Linked DNA regions of Homo sapiens: region 2 is linked to region 1. Evidence: chromatin loops called from intact Hi-C (ENCODE). Cell type or tissue: endothelial cell of umbilical vein. All regions are shown on one strand. Each heading gives the region's core, and the rest is flanking DNA. Links, peaks and the distances in the headings are about the cores only.

Evidence for each region. Hi-C counts contacts between places; a loop is a spot of excess contacts. Peaks named below come from ENCODE experiments on the same cell type or tissue, not always from the same donor. Only the 100,000 strongest peaks of a DNase experiment are listed, where the experiment ranks them.
Region 2: a loop joins it to region 1, with 2.0 times the contacts of the local background. A loop is called at or near these places in 2 of 110 quality-filtered maps.

Annotation. Positions count from the first base shown.
Region 1 is chr6:131,010,400-131,018,643 of GRCh38, forward strand. All of the region lies in intron 1 of EPB41L2 (erythrocyte membrane protein band 4.1 like 2), which reads right to left. Among named protein-coding and RNA genes, the nearest start is that of EPB41L2, 49 kb to the right of the region's middle. RefSeq lists an enhancer at 5,615-5,784. In endothelial cell of umbilical vein, for the core only: no CTCF peak of the experiment used is centred there; DNase peaks (open chromatin) are centred at 3,272, 5,002 and 5,642; H3K27ac peaks cover 2,431 bases.
Region 2 is chr6:131,112,941-131,121,184 of GRCh38, forward strand. The region is part of intron 2 of LOC102723445 (a long non-coding RNA gene); the gene reads right to left. Among named protein-coding and RNA genes, the nearest start is that of AKAP7, 18 kb to the right of the region's middle. In endothelial cell of umbilical vein, for the core only: CTCF peaks have their summits at 4,030 (motif pointing left) and 4,235; a DNase peak (open chromatin) is centred at 3,991.

The DNA.
Region 1 (8,244 bases), core at 1,077-6,076:
TAAAGAATTAATTAATTTTTTTTTTTTTTTTGAAACGCAGTTTCACACTGTCACCCAGGCTGGAGTACAGTGGTGCAATCTCGGCTCACTGCAACCTCTGCCTCCTGGGTTCAGGTAATTCTCGTGTCTCAGCCTCCCAAGTAGCTGGGATTATGGGTACACACCACCATGCCCAGCTAATTTTTGTATTTTTAGTAGAGACGGGGTTTCACCATGTTGGCCAGGCTGGTCTCGAACTCCTGACCTCAAGTGATCCTCCCACCTCAGCCTCCCAATGTGCTGGAATTACAGGCGTGAGCCACTGCACCTGGCCAGAATTAAATCATCAATTTTTTAAAAACATCAGATTTGAGTGTGTAAATCCATATACCAGCAAATAGGCAGATCATTCTTCAGCTTGGAGCAACCTCAGGTGAAAAACATTAACACCTCCTGGACCTGCAGATATAGCCAAGACCACACACTAGCCTGCCAGCCTCCTAGCCTCACTCATCCAGACCTCCAGCATCAAAAAGGAACGTGCACAGCACCAAGATGATCAAGCTAAGGCAACAATTCCTACCTTCACTTACTCAAGAGCCTCCTCAGCACCCTGACTTTTCATCAGCCTACAGACCATTTTCCCTGATCCAGTGTTAAGACTGCTAAGATGTTTGCTTCTTTTTCTCCTCTACCATTCATTCACTCAAAATTTAGCGACTGGCTATTATGTAATCAGCACTGTGCCAGGACCTCATAGCCTAGTAAGGGACACAGGGAGTAAGTGCATAATCACAATCCATTCTGAGAACTATCTACAGAAAGCCATATGCAAAGTAGCATAAGAATAGAGGATGAAGTAGGATAAAACTGGAGCCATTCATAAAGGATGGAGGGAAGAAAGGAGGTACAGATTCCCAAGTACCTGCAAAGGCATCAAGCATAAAAGACCACTACAAGTTGCTCTTTTCAACTTTTCAAATTTAGTCAAAATTACAAACGGTAGGCCCAAGAACTTCTGAGGTAATAAATCAGTCCATTTTTCCACTAACAAGGTGGATATTTTGTAGATATTAACTGAGAAGTTTCTTCAAGATCTTCTGAAAATTCCATGTAACCATTGTATTTCGGCTTTCTATTTACAAATCAACACTTGACTCTATAGACATGTACTTCAAACTTATGTCTTAATCACAACTGCATTCTCTGGTACTCAGTATAATTCTGAGAGGCAGACTAGGACCTTCATTCAAGCCAAAACTGTCTTAAGTGAAATATATCTTTGATGGGTATTCCTTTCATTCTTTGGCTTCTCTCCCACCCCAAGCCAAGGTAGTTCAGGTACCACTCTTAATAGGCAGTCGACTACCGTGGCTAATAGAATGGCAGGTAACAGTTTAAAGGGTGACCTCCCCTAAGTAGGGGTGAAGACAGGAAGCAAGTGAAAGAGAATCCAGTGTACAGTAAATGGGTGCTAAGTTAGGACTGGGTGAGAAAACAGATGGATATCCTCTTCCTCCACCTCTAGAAGAGAACAACTTTCCAGGCCAAGCACAGTGGCTCAAGCCTATAATCCAGCACTTTGGGAGACCAAGGCAGGTGGCTCACTTGAGGTCAGGAGTTCAAGACCAGCCTGGCCAACATGGCAATACCCCATCTCTACTAAAAATACAAAAATTAGCTGGGCGTGGTGGCACGCACCTGTAGTCCCAGCTACTCGGGAGGCTGAGGCATGAGAATCACTTTAACCCAGGAGGCAGAGTCTGCAGTGAGCCGAGACTGAGTCACTGCACTCCAGGCTGGGCAACTGAGGGAGACTCTAGATGGGGGCGGGGGGAGCTTCCCTAGTTACTACTGAGTTGTTTTGTTATGAAAAAAAATCTCATGAAGTCAGAGCTTCTAACGGATTAGATTTAGCCTGGGCCCTGTGTTAGCTAAGTCAGGGTTTCTCAACCTCCGCACTACCAACATTTTATTGTGAGGAGCTGTCCCTGTGAACTGTAGGATGTTTAGCAGCATGGCGGGCTACCACATACTAGATACCACTAGCACACCTTCAAGTTGTGGAAATAAAAAATGTCCCCTACGGAACATCACCTGGGCTGGGAACCACCATACTAGATGATGAACATCAGGCTACTTATTAACTATACAATGAAGAAGAAACTGATGTTGATGAATAGGACAAAATATTGAGATGAGAAAAAGATTATGCCATATTGGTCTACTGCCTGCATTTTAATGAAAAGCCAATAGATATCCCCAATAGAAGAGGGAAAAAAAATGAAAATTAAGTCCAACAAAGTAAAGCAAAGCAAAGTCTGCAGCATTTAAATAAAAACATGATTGAGTGTATGTGATGCTAATTGCTAACTGAGACCACAAAATTACATTAAATGATTAGGTACACAGGTGCTCAGGCATGGCGGAAGTGCAACAAAGAAAGAGTTTAGTAAAAACATTAAAACCAAGTCAAACCAACTCTATCTTCATTCCACATATCCAAGCCCATTCTACAAGAATCTTCTTTAACTGATTTGATTCTACAAAATGAACATTTGTAATAGTAACTATTTTGTATTAATAATAATTAGCAACACATAGACAGGACTCCAAATCCCGGTTCCAACTATCTTCTAACTACATGACACCCTCTCTAAGCTATTTCCCCTATCCAGAGAAGTAAAAGGTGTAACCAATGTAAGAACATGAGCACAGTGCCTGGCACACTGTAAGTACTAATAAATGGCAATTACCAGTAGTTACACATATTATTTTGTAAACATGTTTTTACTACAAAATGGAAGACATTGCCCAAGAGGAACTAAGAAGAAAACACACTTCTAATCAGTTAACTAAAGAAAAAAAAAAATATATATATATAAGACCCAATCCTGTAAAATACATGCCTAAGATGCCAAAATTTACTTCACTCTAAAGGCAGGAGAAAAACATGGATTACCAACCAAGCACATGGCTATAATAAAAGCAAAATATAAATGCTACTTTTTTTTTAAGTATCACATTATTTCCCACTTGCACTCACTCCAAATATATTTCCCCAGACTTTTATCCAAATCAGCTAAAATACCATTTTCAAGGGGTTGAGATTAAAAATTCACTTTATAAAAGAAATTTTCTATGAAGCCTAATAATCAAGTAGAAAAAAGAGTATTTTCTCACACATATCCAGAGCCAGTTTAGAGTTGCTGTTTTTGCCTCACAGAAGTTGTTTTCCAGCCACAAGCTACTACAGATTGTTCAGACCTTTTGGCAGCAACACAGGAAACTGCCCTTTTCACCCGTTCTCCCACAAAAATGTAGTCAATTTCTAGGCAAGCCCATATCTCAAGGCTACTTTGCTTTATAGAGCCAAATGCACACAATTTTTCATTTAGCATTAAGAAAGGGCCCCATATATTTTGCATTTTTGTAAAGAAAATTGAAAGCAAGTCACCAAAGACATACGGGCAAAGTTATTTATTAAATCAGCTCATAAAGTGTGCCACACCAACATTTGAAATTTATAGGACATTCGGAATCACAGCTGTTTCTGTTTTATATCCAAATCGTCCAGGATGCAATGGGCAACACGTGAAGCTATTTCCTGATGCTTAATTGTGCCTTGGTGTCCCACTATTCTCAACTTGCCATGTTTCAAATAAATAGTTAAAATAGGTGTGATTAAAAAAAAAAAAAAAACTCAGGCAGCCCACTCACTCACCATATCTTTCATTTGAATCTGAGGTTTTTCTACAATACTATGGATCACATAAAGACATCTGAGCAAGTCACAGGATGAAGCCGAAGTTCTTCTCACATTTCTTATTCAAGTATACAAAATCAACCCACATTTTTCTCCTTCAGTTATTTAAGGGGAGGTGAGGGTAGGAGGTGGTAAATTATGCAACAGCTATAACGTATTTAATTTCTAAAAATGAAGCCAATGCTGCCTTTTAAATGCAAAATTAAAGATGACCCTTTAAAAACCAGGAATCCCTTTGTATCCCATTTGGCTTAAAATTTCACAGACTGGTCATTTATTTAGAACACAAGGAAGTCCAAATGGTAAAAAGGCATCTGTAATCACTCACAAAATGAAGCTGGATACTACCCTGTCCTGGGAGAGTTGAATGCCAAAATTCAATCTGTGACCCAAGCTCCACAATTCATAGATTGTGTAAAAAGAAAAATCAGCACAATATTTTCCAAGGGACGTTTTCTGTCTCCAAAAATGACTTGCAACTGCAAACAAGTTCCAACAATGACGCAAAGGCAACCTCTCCAAAAGGGTACAATTTCAGAAACTGTCCAAAAACCCCATACACAAAAACAATAAGCAAAGGAACCTCGATTCAATTACACAAGACCCATTACACTTTGATTCAAGAGAAGATAAAAGAGTATTTTTCAGTCAGAGTCCAACATAAACACTAATGTAAAATATGCTCAAATTCAGAACTTCTTTTCTGAATTTAAATTATTCCAGCATAATAAATCCTATAGATTACACAGGGAAGAAATCCGGAAAGCAAACCAAGGAATTCAAAATAGAAATTCAAAGGAAAATGTTTGGGTGTCTGGTAGGTAAAGAGACCTGCTTGCCTATATCTAGGTACAAAAGGCACATCTTGTTATTTTAGGTAATTTTTCCAACTTAAATAAACTGCACAGTGGAGCAGGAACCAACTGTAAACATGCTTTCATTCCCTGCTTGCCTTAAGAAAATGTTGGTAAACCAGGCTATCTTTCATCTCCATAAACAAAACAGAATATCAAAGAGATTTCACATTATTGTTTATCAGCTTATCAGCATCATCAAAGTACATCTGTAATCGATACTACTTATGAGAAAGCATCTGTGGAAAGAGCAAGAAGAAAGAGTCTGTGTTGGAAACTCACTTGGGAGGGTCTGAAGGAGTTTTGTGTGCTGTTCACCACTATCATAAAATAGCCTGTAAGACAATCACCAAAAAGTAAAAACAGAGATTTCTTGAGTTAATGGTCCACATCTTCACAAGAATAACTTTCGAATAAGTAAACAACAACAGAACAACTAGGCCAACGTTATCCAGAGGTCTGGCATAAGAAGATAAAGCACTCGAGTTCACAGTTTAAACATGGGTTTCCTGGCCCACAGTAGAAAACTTCAGCCTGGGGAAGATTTACTTCAAATCAAACTAAATGAGCAATTAAGGAATCTCTTTACTACTGTTACATTTTTAAATTCACCCTATTAGAACACTCATCTTAAAACAAAACTGGACTCTTCTAAAAAACAAAAGAGATGAAAAATACAGAATTGGTCACTGATTTCTGTTCATTCTCATCCTACTTCCACCTACATTCAACTAATATTTATTGTACAGTTACTATATTAAAAAGCACACAGCTAGTACTGAAGAGGGATAGAGTGAGCTAGACAGAGAGATGTACTTACTGCCAAATAGGCTATGTCTGCATCTGTAATTTGCACACAGTAAGTTCAGGTGTTTTATTTGCTTCCGGGTGTTGTTTTTAAGAATGTCTCTGTGGTTCACTTTTATATGGCAAAAGCACTGAAGGTCCTTCATGTGTCTAAATGAAAAAGTCTGGACATTTGGCTTCAATAAAGCCATCACTTTCTTGAAGATAGGTTCCAGCTATGAATCGTCTAGGTTTGTGTGCTGGACAGGGTGAAAAGGGCAATGTTCTGTGTAGCTGCCAATGGGCTGAACAATTCCCAGTAGCTTGTGGCTAAAGAAATCTTCTATGAGAAGAGAACTGTAACTTCCAAGCTGGCTTGGGATAATTGTTTGAAACAACGTGATTTTTTTCCATTCAGTTATTTTCTGTTATACCTTTTCCAGCAAAATTATTCTGTGGAATTTTAAAATAATCATGTTTTTAAATGATCTTTCCAGTAAAAAGAATGTTTCAAAAATAATGCTTAACAGCTTAACTGAAAACCAATTTCAGCACACACTAGAAACAGCATTGAATTATTTCTAGTATTCTCCATCCACAATTAACACAGTATTCATTTTGTTCAGGTATTCGCTTCTGGAAAGCTCTTCCTGAAATCATCCTGCAAATATTTATTAAGCATTTAATAAGGAAACACACACACACACACACACACACACACACACACACACACACACTCCACCAGGCTGGTCACTGTAGAGAATACCAAAATGAATGGGAAAAACTCACAGCCCTTAACAAACCAACATAATAACAGAGAGAAACAAGGGGGTCAGAAAATCTGTGTTTTTCATAAATTCCCAGGATGATTCCTGTACATACTAAGGTGATGGCATGTGCCTGTAATCCCAGCTACTCGGGAGGCTGAGGCACGAGAATCACTGGAGCCCGGGAGGCAGAGGTTGCAGTGAGCTGAGATCATGCCACTGAACTCCAGCCTGGGTGACATAGGGAGACTCTCTGTCTCTAAAAGAAAAAAAAAAAGCACTACTATATTCGCACACAAAAAAAAAACCTGGCAATAAATTAGTAAGCCATTATTTACTTTAAGAGACTCACCACTGGGTCTCTTAAATTAGAAAGCCACTATAGTTACATTTAAAATAACACTTGTTCTAAACACTTATTTGCACATGACTTTTTCAGCAATAAATCTGCTGCATAAATGAAGTATACCTAGACATTAAATTGTGTGTTGGAAAAACACTATGAAACTATTATAAAAAGAACTAAACTAGGCATCGGAAATGGTAAGTTCAAGTCCAACTACCATCACTTAATTTGAGTTACAATAAAAATCCTACCTGTCATATTATCTCATAAAGTTATTAGAATACTTAAATAAAAATATACATAAACATGTTTTGCAAAGTGTTTTACATTTTAACATTATACCACTGGACTAGGAGCAGCTCAGTGGTTTCAGTATCCCAGCAAGTAAAACCTTGTTGGGAATAAAACAAACTAACATTGGCTGGATTTTAAAAATCAATTTTTAGGCTTCCAGAAAATTCACTGATGAGTAGAAATCATTTATCAGAGTTTGCACATCTCTCAATGGATGATAACAGTACTTCACATAGTTTCATTATTGTTTTCATATTTTATATAAATTCTCACCATATTCACAGTTTTTTTGTATTTTAGTACATTATGTTAATATATGTAGCTCTATGTAGTTCATATGCAGCTCACTCATTTTAACTCCTATACAGTACTTCATTATAAAATATACTTTATTTTTCCTAATTGAAGGATAGGTTGGTTCCAAAGTTTTGCTATTATCAATGTGTCAATAAGCATGCCTTCTGAGTTTCCCTTCACCTACAGGTACAGGAATCTCAAGAGTTCATACCTAGTGCAATTGCTAGCTAGTATGGTATGGTCAGTTTTACACTGCCAAACTGTTCTCCAAGATGGTTATGCCAACTTAGGCTCTCACCAACAATGAATCTTCCCCAACACTGGTATTTTTATACTCATATTATGATGGTTATTAAAACATCTCCATTTTAACTTACATTTGCCTAACTACTAGTGAGACTCAGGGTTATTGGCCATTTGAGTTTCCATTTCTCTGCATTGTGTACAATTATGCTCTATTTTGCTACTAGGTTATCTGCCTTTTTCTTATTAATTTGTAACAGTTTTTCATATAATCTAGATTTTTAATCCTTGTAGCATATAGGCTATTTTCAACAGGATTGCCACTTGGCCAAGGCTACCTAAAGGCCTAGCTAGAACAGACCCAAGTACATTCTGACTACAAGTACAGGAGTAAGCAAGCCATGGCTGTTGTACACAGTCAAGGATGTCATCAAGAAACTAGCCTCCTTTTGCCCTCCTGCTCTGCCGTCTTTAACACTAGCCTCATTTTCACCTCTGCAAGACAGCTGCCGCAGCTCTAAACATTATGTCCACTTCAAGGGTGGGGGAAGAAAGACCGGACCCCATATTCAAGGAGTAAAACTTTCTCAGAAATCCTAAGCTCACATCTCATTGGCCACCACTGAGACCTCTAAAGGACATCAGATGAGACAGCTATTTCTAAATGGGCACAAAATCAGGGTTGTGTTGGTAAAGAAAGGGGAACAGGCGAGGTAGGCAGCTAGCAATGTTTTTCAAACATGCCTTACAAATGTATGACACCAATGTGAACCTTTTCTTTTCACTGTGGTAATTTTTTCGTATGGAAGTTTATTTTAATAGAATCAAATTTCTGAATCCTTTTCTTTATGATGTTCTGTGTGTCCCCTCCCCGCCAACTCATCAACAATGCTTATATTTACTGCTAAATAT
Region 2 (8,244 bases), core at 1,118-6,117, 100 kb after region 1:
GAGGCGGGCAGATCACAAGGTCAGGAGATCGAGACCATCTTGGCTAACATGGTGAAACTCCGTCTCTACTAAAAATACAAAAATTTGCCGGGCATGGTGGTGAGTGCCTGTAGTCCCAGCTACTCGGGAGGCTGAGGCAGAATGGTGTGAACCCGGGAGGTGGAGCTTGCAGTGAGCTGAGATCGCGCCACTGCACTCCAGCTTGGGTGACAAAGCAAGACTCCGTCTCAAAAAAAATAAAAATAAAAAGTTCGTGGAAAAATGGAATTAAAAGATAAAAATGATAAATATAAACATTATTTCTCAACATCAGCTCCATCAAAGTCAAGACACTTTTGGAAGCCAAAACACCAGCCACTTATTTAGTCCATCTCTAAATAATTGAGATTCCTGAGAATTTAACTATGTCAATGTAGTTTTTCTTACATTATTAACTGAAGAAAAATGGATGCCTTTTAAAGGCTTTTTTGTTTTGCTTTGTTTAGTTATAGAGACAGGGTCTCACGCTGTTACCCAGGCTGGAGTGCAGTGGTACAATCTTAGCTCTCTGTAATCTCAACCTCCTGGGCTCCAGTAATCCTCTTACCTCAGCCTCCAGAGTAGCTGGGACTATAGGTGTGTGCTACAACACCTAGCTAATTTTATTATTTTTTTTTTTTGAGACGGAGTCTCACTCTGTTGCTCAGGCTAGAGTGCAGTGGTGTGATCTGGGCTCACTGCAACCTCTGCCTCCCAGGTTCAAGGAATTCTCCTGCCTCAGCCTCCTGAGTAGCTGGGATTACAGGTCGCTGACACCACCCCCAGCTAAATTTTTTTTTGTATTTTTAGTAGAGACGGGGTTTCACCATGTTGGCCAGGCTGGTCTTGAACTCCTGACCTCAAGTGATCCGCCCATCTTGGCCTCCTAAAGTGCTGGGATTATAGGTGTAAGCCACTGAACTCAGACAAGTTTTATCTGTAAAATTTAGACTGGGTAAAAACAGCATAAAGACGTACAACTAATAAAAGCCAGTAGGAGATTGTCCGGGTGTGGTGGCTTACGCCTGTAATCCCAGCACTTTGGGAGGCTGAGACGGGTGGATCACTTGAGGTCAGGGGTTCGAGACCAGCCTGGACAATATGGTGAAACCCCATCTCTCCTAAAAACACAAAAAACAAAAAAAATAGCCAGGTGTGGTGGCAGGCACATGTAATCCCAGCTACTCAGGGGGCTGAGGCAGGAGAATCGCTTGAACCCAGGAGGCAGAGATTGCAGTGAGCCAAGATTGCGCACTGCACTCCAGCCTGGGTGACAGAGGGAGGCTCCGTCTCAAAAAAAAAAAAAAAAAAAAATTGTTTTTGTAGCAATGAGTTCTCACCATGTTGCCCAAGTTGGTCTCAAGCTCCTGGCCTCAAACAATGCTTCCACTCGGGCTTCCAAAGCACTTTGATTATAGGCATGAGCCACTGAGCCCTCAACTTTAATTTTTCAATCAGGAGCATGTAAGCTGAACCAATTGAGATGCCTATGGTATTGATATTGTTTCTGCTGTTATTTGTCAATCCTCTTCAGATAGGGCAAGAGCAAGATTAATTTTTTTCCTTGAAAATTGATGTGATGGTCTCCCACTGTAGGCTTTTTCTTTAAAATTGTCTCATCCCTTCTTAAACCAAGTTATCCATTTGTAAACTGCTGATTTCTTTGGGAAATTGTTCTCGTTAACTTTTTGTAAATCATTAATGATTTCACCATTCTCTCACCAAAATTTCACCATAAATTTGATGTTTATTCTTGCTTCAATTTTAGCAGAAGTCATATTGCTCTGATAGAAGCTCTTTTCAAACTGATGTCTTAGCCTTCTTAGTGTCCCAATGTAGATCCTCTTCAGATATTTTATAACAAGTTAGTATGAGTTTATTTTGGTGCAAAAACAACTTGAAATCCATGCATAATGTTTTCATAATATGCATTTTCCATGAACTTTTTGAAGGCCCTTGTATGATTTGCAAATATTTTCTCCCATTATATCGGCTGTACTTTCACTTTCTTGATAGTGTCCTTTGAAGCATGAAACTTTTAAATTTTGATTTATGTATTTATTTTAGTTTTAGTTATATTTTTTTGAGATGGAGTTTTGCTTTTGTTGCCTAGGCTGGAGTGCAATGGCGCAATCTCGGCTCACTGCAATCTCCACCTCCTGGGTTCAGGCGATTCTCCTGCTTCAGCCTCCTGAGTAGCTGGGATTACAGGCATGCGCCACCATACCGAGCTAATTTTTGTATTTTTAGTAGAGGTGGGGTTTCTCCATGTTGGTCAGGCTGGTCTCGAACTCCCGACCTGAAGTAATCTGCCCACCTCAGCCTCCCAAAGTGCTGGGATTATAGGCATGAGCCATTGCGCCCGGCCTATTTAATTTTTCTTTTGTGGTTTGCACTTTTGATGTCATGTCGTATTTAAAAAATCATTGCCTAATCCAAAGCAGAGAGATTAACTCCTATGTTTTCTTCTAAGAGTTTTATAGTTACCATTGTTTTAAATATAATTTATTTGATTATGTCTCCCTAATTTAATTTTTAATAATAGCTGGACTTAATAACCAGCACTCAAGATTCCTGAAAGTTTAAAAGTTGACTCTTGCAATCTGGTATAAGCCAGCTCTAGCACACCACTGAAGGTGTATTGTGCTGGGTGGGCCTGGAAGAAAGACAAACTAAACCTCTGACACTGGGACTGATAGGGACGAGGAAGAAGCTGCTAGTCACTCACCCATGAAGGTAGAGTTGCCCAGTGGAATCTAATCCTGATCTGAAAACTGATCTTCCTAAAAGAAACTAAAAAACTAATCTAAGGCTAATCCCATGTGGAATCTTAGGTGTGTTTCCAGAAACTGTAGTTAAGACACACCAGTTTGAATGGGATTCCTGAGGACTAACTCAGAAGACATGCTGAGGTATTGAGGTAGTGGTGGTGGCAGCATTAGATTAATACACTGTAGAACTCCCCAAGAATTTAGGTCACAGGGAACTAGATTCTAGCCTCAGAGAAAGAGCACTGGTAGGAAATTAATGTGGTACCATGCCCAAGTCATTAGATTGAGCTTAGAGCAAGGTCTTGTACTCTGTCACTGGAGAGATCACCAGTTTTTGCAGAGTATGAAAGCAAAGACACACGATACTAACTACTCTGGAATAGACCCACGTACTGTTGTGGAACACTGTAACTTCAAGGAGACACCAAGAATACCAGAAGGCAGATTCAGCAGGAATGGATTGAAGGATATCTAGTTCTGATGGAATAGCATTTGAGATACTCTGAATGGCCCCACTCCCAATACCTTCTCTCCTACTGGCCGCCTGAAAAAACCTCCAAGTACTGAATATACTATATAAATAATATGTTAAATGCTTTTATATAGCAGGCAAAACTGTAAGGAATCTATGGAAACAACAACAAAGAAAAAAAGAAAAGAAAAGACTCCTGAAAGGTAAATGATTTCTGAGGCACGTTTTCACCCTAAGGGTCAACCTAAGGGACCTTGAATTTACATTTTGAGAAATGGTATGCAGAGGATAACAGATCGGCCTATGGTGAGGAATCTAATAGGTGATCCCTGCATAGAGCTAAGTTTCTAATGGCAACACTCTCAGTATACAAGTGAGCAAGAAATATGTCTATCTAAAGAAGAAGACATTGAAAACTTGCCTCTCTCAACTTTTGCCCTGGGAGAAGAGGAAAAAAAATTCTCTGAGAATTCATAAACTCAACCAAGTGCTTATGTGGGTCTAAAGCCAGATTCAAGCTAGTGATGCATAGCGCTGCAAAATTTAGCAAATAAAAATAGAGCATCCGTAGTTAAACTTGAATTCAGATAAACAATGAATACTTTTTAGTATAAGTATGTCCCAAATATTGCACAAAAAATAATTTCTTGTTTATTTGAAATGTAAACATAACTGGATGCCCTGTATTCTATTTGGCAACCCTACCAATGTAGTATGAAACGCCAAGTAAGGAATTTAAGTTGTTCCAGGTTAATAGTGCCCCCTGGTGACACAAATAAAACGATATTCTTTTTGGAGGAATGCAACTTCAAACCAGGCTTCAAAGAATTTCCTCAGATAAAGATCGAATACAAGCTCACAATGAAAAAAAAAAAACACAAAACATATAAGAAATAAAGGTAATGTAAGTATGAACCAGAAAGAAAGCCAGAAAGGTTATTATAATAAAATATGCAAAGATTTCAGATATTAGAATGATCAAATATAGACTAGAAAATAATGTGGTTAGTATGTTTAAAGAAGTAAAAACCTGCAAACAGGAACAATAGACTAGAAAAAATTCAAGTAGATTTGAAAAAGAACCAAATGGATGGCCTAGGAATGAAAAATATAATACCTGAAGTTCAAAATTCAAAAGCTGGAGAAATAGCATATTAGACAAAGCTGAAGAAAGGATTAGTGAACTGGAGGAAACATTTAATGGGCTTGTTTAAAATTACGCTCAGAGAAACAAAGAGTTGGAAAATACAGTAGTCCCCCTTTATCTGAGGGGAATATGTTCTAAGACCCCCCAGTGGAAGCCTGAAACTGCAAATAGTACTAAATCTTACATATATAAGACTGTTTTTTCCTATACATATGTACCTATGATAAAGTTTAATTTATAAATTGGGCACAGTAAGAGATTAACACCAATAACTAAAAATAAAACAGAACAATTGTAACAATATACTATAATAAAAATTATGTGAATGTGGTCTTTCCCTCTCTTTCAAAATATCTTTTTTTTCTTGGTTTTTGAGACAGAATCTCACTCTGTTGCCCAGGCTGGAGTGCAGTGGCACAATCTGGGCTCACTGCAACTTCTGCCTCTAGGGTTCAAGTGATTCTCATGCCTCAGCCTCCCAAGTAGCTGGGATTATAGGCATATGCCACCACACCCAGCTAATTTTTGTGTTTTTGGTAGAGAAAAGATTTCACTATGTTGGCCAGGCTGGTCTTGAACTCCTTACCTCAAGTGATGCGCCTGCCTCAACCTCCCAAAGTGCTGGGATTACAGGTGTGAGCCATCACACCTCGCCTCTTTCAAAATATTAAGATATATTGTACTGTTCTGTGAGTAACTGAACATGGAAAGTGAAACCACAGAGAAGGGGGAACTATTGTATAGAGAGTCTAAAGGGAATTGAGGACAAAGTCAGACTTCGTAACATAATTAGAGTTCTGGAAGAAGGAAAGAAAAAGATTATGGGGAAATAGACAATAATAAAATAGCAAATGGGTGCTTTTTCTAAACTTTTGAGAGATACCAGTTTTCAGAATCAGGAAGCCCAATGTTTTCAAGCAGAATAAGTAAAATAAATTCATGCTTAGATTGCTAAAACTATAAAGCTCCAAAGATAAAGAGATGATTTTTAACAATTGTCAGAGAGAAGAGAGATTATAACAGCATATAATTCAGGGCAGTAGTCGAAGTTAAAATTTTTGAAGGTCCTTGTGTTATTTGGGGAGAAGGTAAAGACATTAACTTTAGATTTTTTTAAGTATGCCTGTTAATTATTTAGGATAACTCCTTTAAAACAATCAACATAGAGAATATCACTTCCAAATTAGAAGAGGAGAAAAAATGGAATGAAGGGGTTGCAGGGGGGACGCAATCAATCCAAAATAAGTCAAATACATTGGAGAGGGGTCAACAAACAAGAGCCCAGTAATTGTGGAGAGTACACCAGAGGCCAGGGTTGAGGGATATAAAGTGCTAAGCCCTCCAGACAGTGGAATGAAGCCAATGATGCGTTTCTTCCTTTTGTCCGATTACATCAAGGTCTTGGGGGCAAACACTTTGAGATTCAACCCTGGGATCTATGAAAGTCACATTTCCACAGAGAAAATGAGGCAAATATTGATTAAGAAAAAAGAGAAGGCTGGGAATGGTGGCTTACACCTGTAATCCCAGCACTTTGGGAGGCCGAGACGGGTGGATCACCTGAGATCAGGAGTTCGAGACCAGCCTGGCCAACATGGCAAAACTCTGTCTCTACTAAAACTATAAAAAATTAGCTAGGTGTGGTGCACACACTTGTAGTCCCAGCTACTCTGGAGGCCGAGACACGAGAATCCCTTGAACCCAGGAGGCAAAGGTTGCAGTGAGCCAAAATTGTGCCACTGCACTCCAGCCTGGGCAACAGAGCCAGACTGTGTCTCAAAAAAAAAAAAAAGAAAAAAGAAAAAAAAAAAGAAGTGTAGTTTCTTCAAGGCTTTGGTCAGGAAATTGCTAGAAAATCAATTAATTTTTTTAATTATCTGGAAATTTCCTGGATTTGCTACTTCACATTTTTAGCACAGATGAAATGAGGCCTCGGTGTGTGAACATGGATCAGTCAATTCATCATTTATTTTGGAAAAAAAATCAAATCTGTCCTATGTGCTAAGCAAAGTGTTAGACTCCCTTAAAGTGTTAACTATCTCGTAAGAGAATTATTTATAATGAAAGCTAAAATATTTTAATCACCCCAAAAGAGGTAAAAATAAAGCAGAGGAAGTTTTCAGAGTAGAAAGTATCCTTATTTGGTTGGAAAGATCAGATGAAGGGGATATATGAGATGGTCATAAAAGGAAAGACTGAAACTTTTCCTTCAGGTGATACAGAAGGCATTTTAGGTGAAGTGAGTATCATACACTACAATATAGTTGTTGGACATCGTTTTCAAAGATAGTTAGGGAACAAAAAATTATTAATTTGATCCATTTGAAAGATGTTAGAGAATAATTATCAATGAGAAAAAAAAAGTGTGTAGAAATGAATTGTGGCAGGCCTCAGATCCACAGCTGAAGAGCTCATACTTAATTTTACAGGAAACTGTAATAGTATGGGAGGCCTGCCTCTAAAGCTTTTCACAGATAGAAATCCGGCTTTCAAAGTGATACCCTTAACCACTTCGCCATGCTGCCCCTTGAACAAATGATGCCTATTTACAAGACACAGTGAGTTTTTGGGAATTTATTAGGCATTTGATAAATATTTGACCAATAGAAAAATGTCAGCACTGCTGATGATTTAGAAAACATCAAGTAAATAATAAACCCAGTGTAGTAAGGGCTTTGGGGAAGCAGATGCTTTTTATGCTACTTATTATTCTTAAAAAATACAATAAAATAAAATAAAGTAAAAAAATAAAAGTTTCAGGGCCCTGATGAGGTCTACTTGGTAAGTGGAGCGCCTGAGGAAGCCTGTAGCTTCAATCATGTATGGTAACCGGGTGGCTGAGCACCAATCTGGGTTGTGAGGAAATAGGGGAGAGGTATGCTGGGCCACATCCCAGCCTAACACGTGTGAGATTCCTTTTAGGAACTAACCTCATTAGCTACAAGGGTCATGCAGAGGCAGCAAAGCCTGGTGCGATGAGCTCAGCCTTCACTCATTCATGAACACCATCACTCTTTTATTCAAATCTGTATATGGCTTTTTTGCTTTTTTTTTTTTTGAGACAGAGTCTCACTCTGTCGCCAGGCTGGAGAGCAGTGGCGTGATCTCGGTTCACTACAACCTCCACCTCCTGGGTTCAACAATTCTCCTGCCTCAGCCTCCTGAGTAGCTGGGATTACAGGCATGTGCCACCATGCCAGGCAAATTTTTGTATTTTTAGTAGAGACGGGTTTTCACCATGTTGGCCAGGATGGTCTCGATCTCTGGACCTCATGATCCACCCACCTTGGCCTCCCAAAGTGCTGGGATTATAGGCATGAGCCACCGTGCCCAGCCAGCTTTTTTGTTTTAAAAGTTAAATCCATTCTAATTACCCAAGCAATGCATGAATTCATTATCCTTTTGAGAAACTAGGTTGTTATAAAGATACTGTCATTCAGCTACCAACCACTCCCCATTCCTGTCCCTTCCCCTCTTAATGGCTGTTATGTTTGTTATACTTCCATTTAGACTTTAATATTTTTACATACATATATGAACTCATTGGAAATAGTGTGTTTAATGCAAATGGTATATTGAATTGTTTAGCAATTTGTTTGCTTTGCTTAATGATGTTTTTGAGATCTGTGCATGTTAGTTAATGTAGATCAGTCCATCCTCTGTAATTGCTGTATAGATTGTCATCATATGACTACCATATTTTACCTACGCAAAAAAAAAACCAACAAAAATAAACAAACAAAAAACCCCCAAAACCCCATAAAATGGAACATTCCTCTTAATTTGATAAATTTACTTTTGGTATATGGATCAAGAAAATGATACAAATGAAAGAG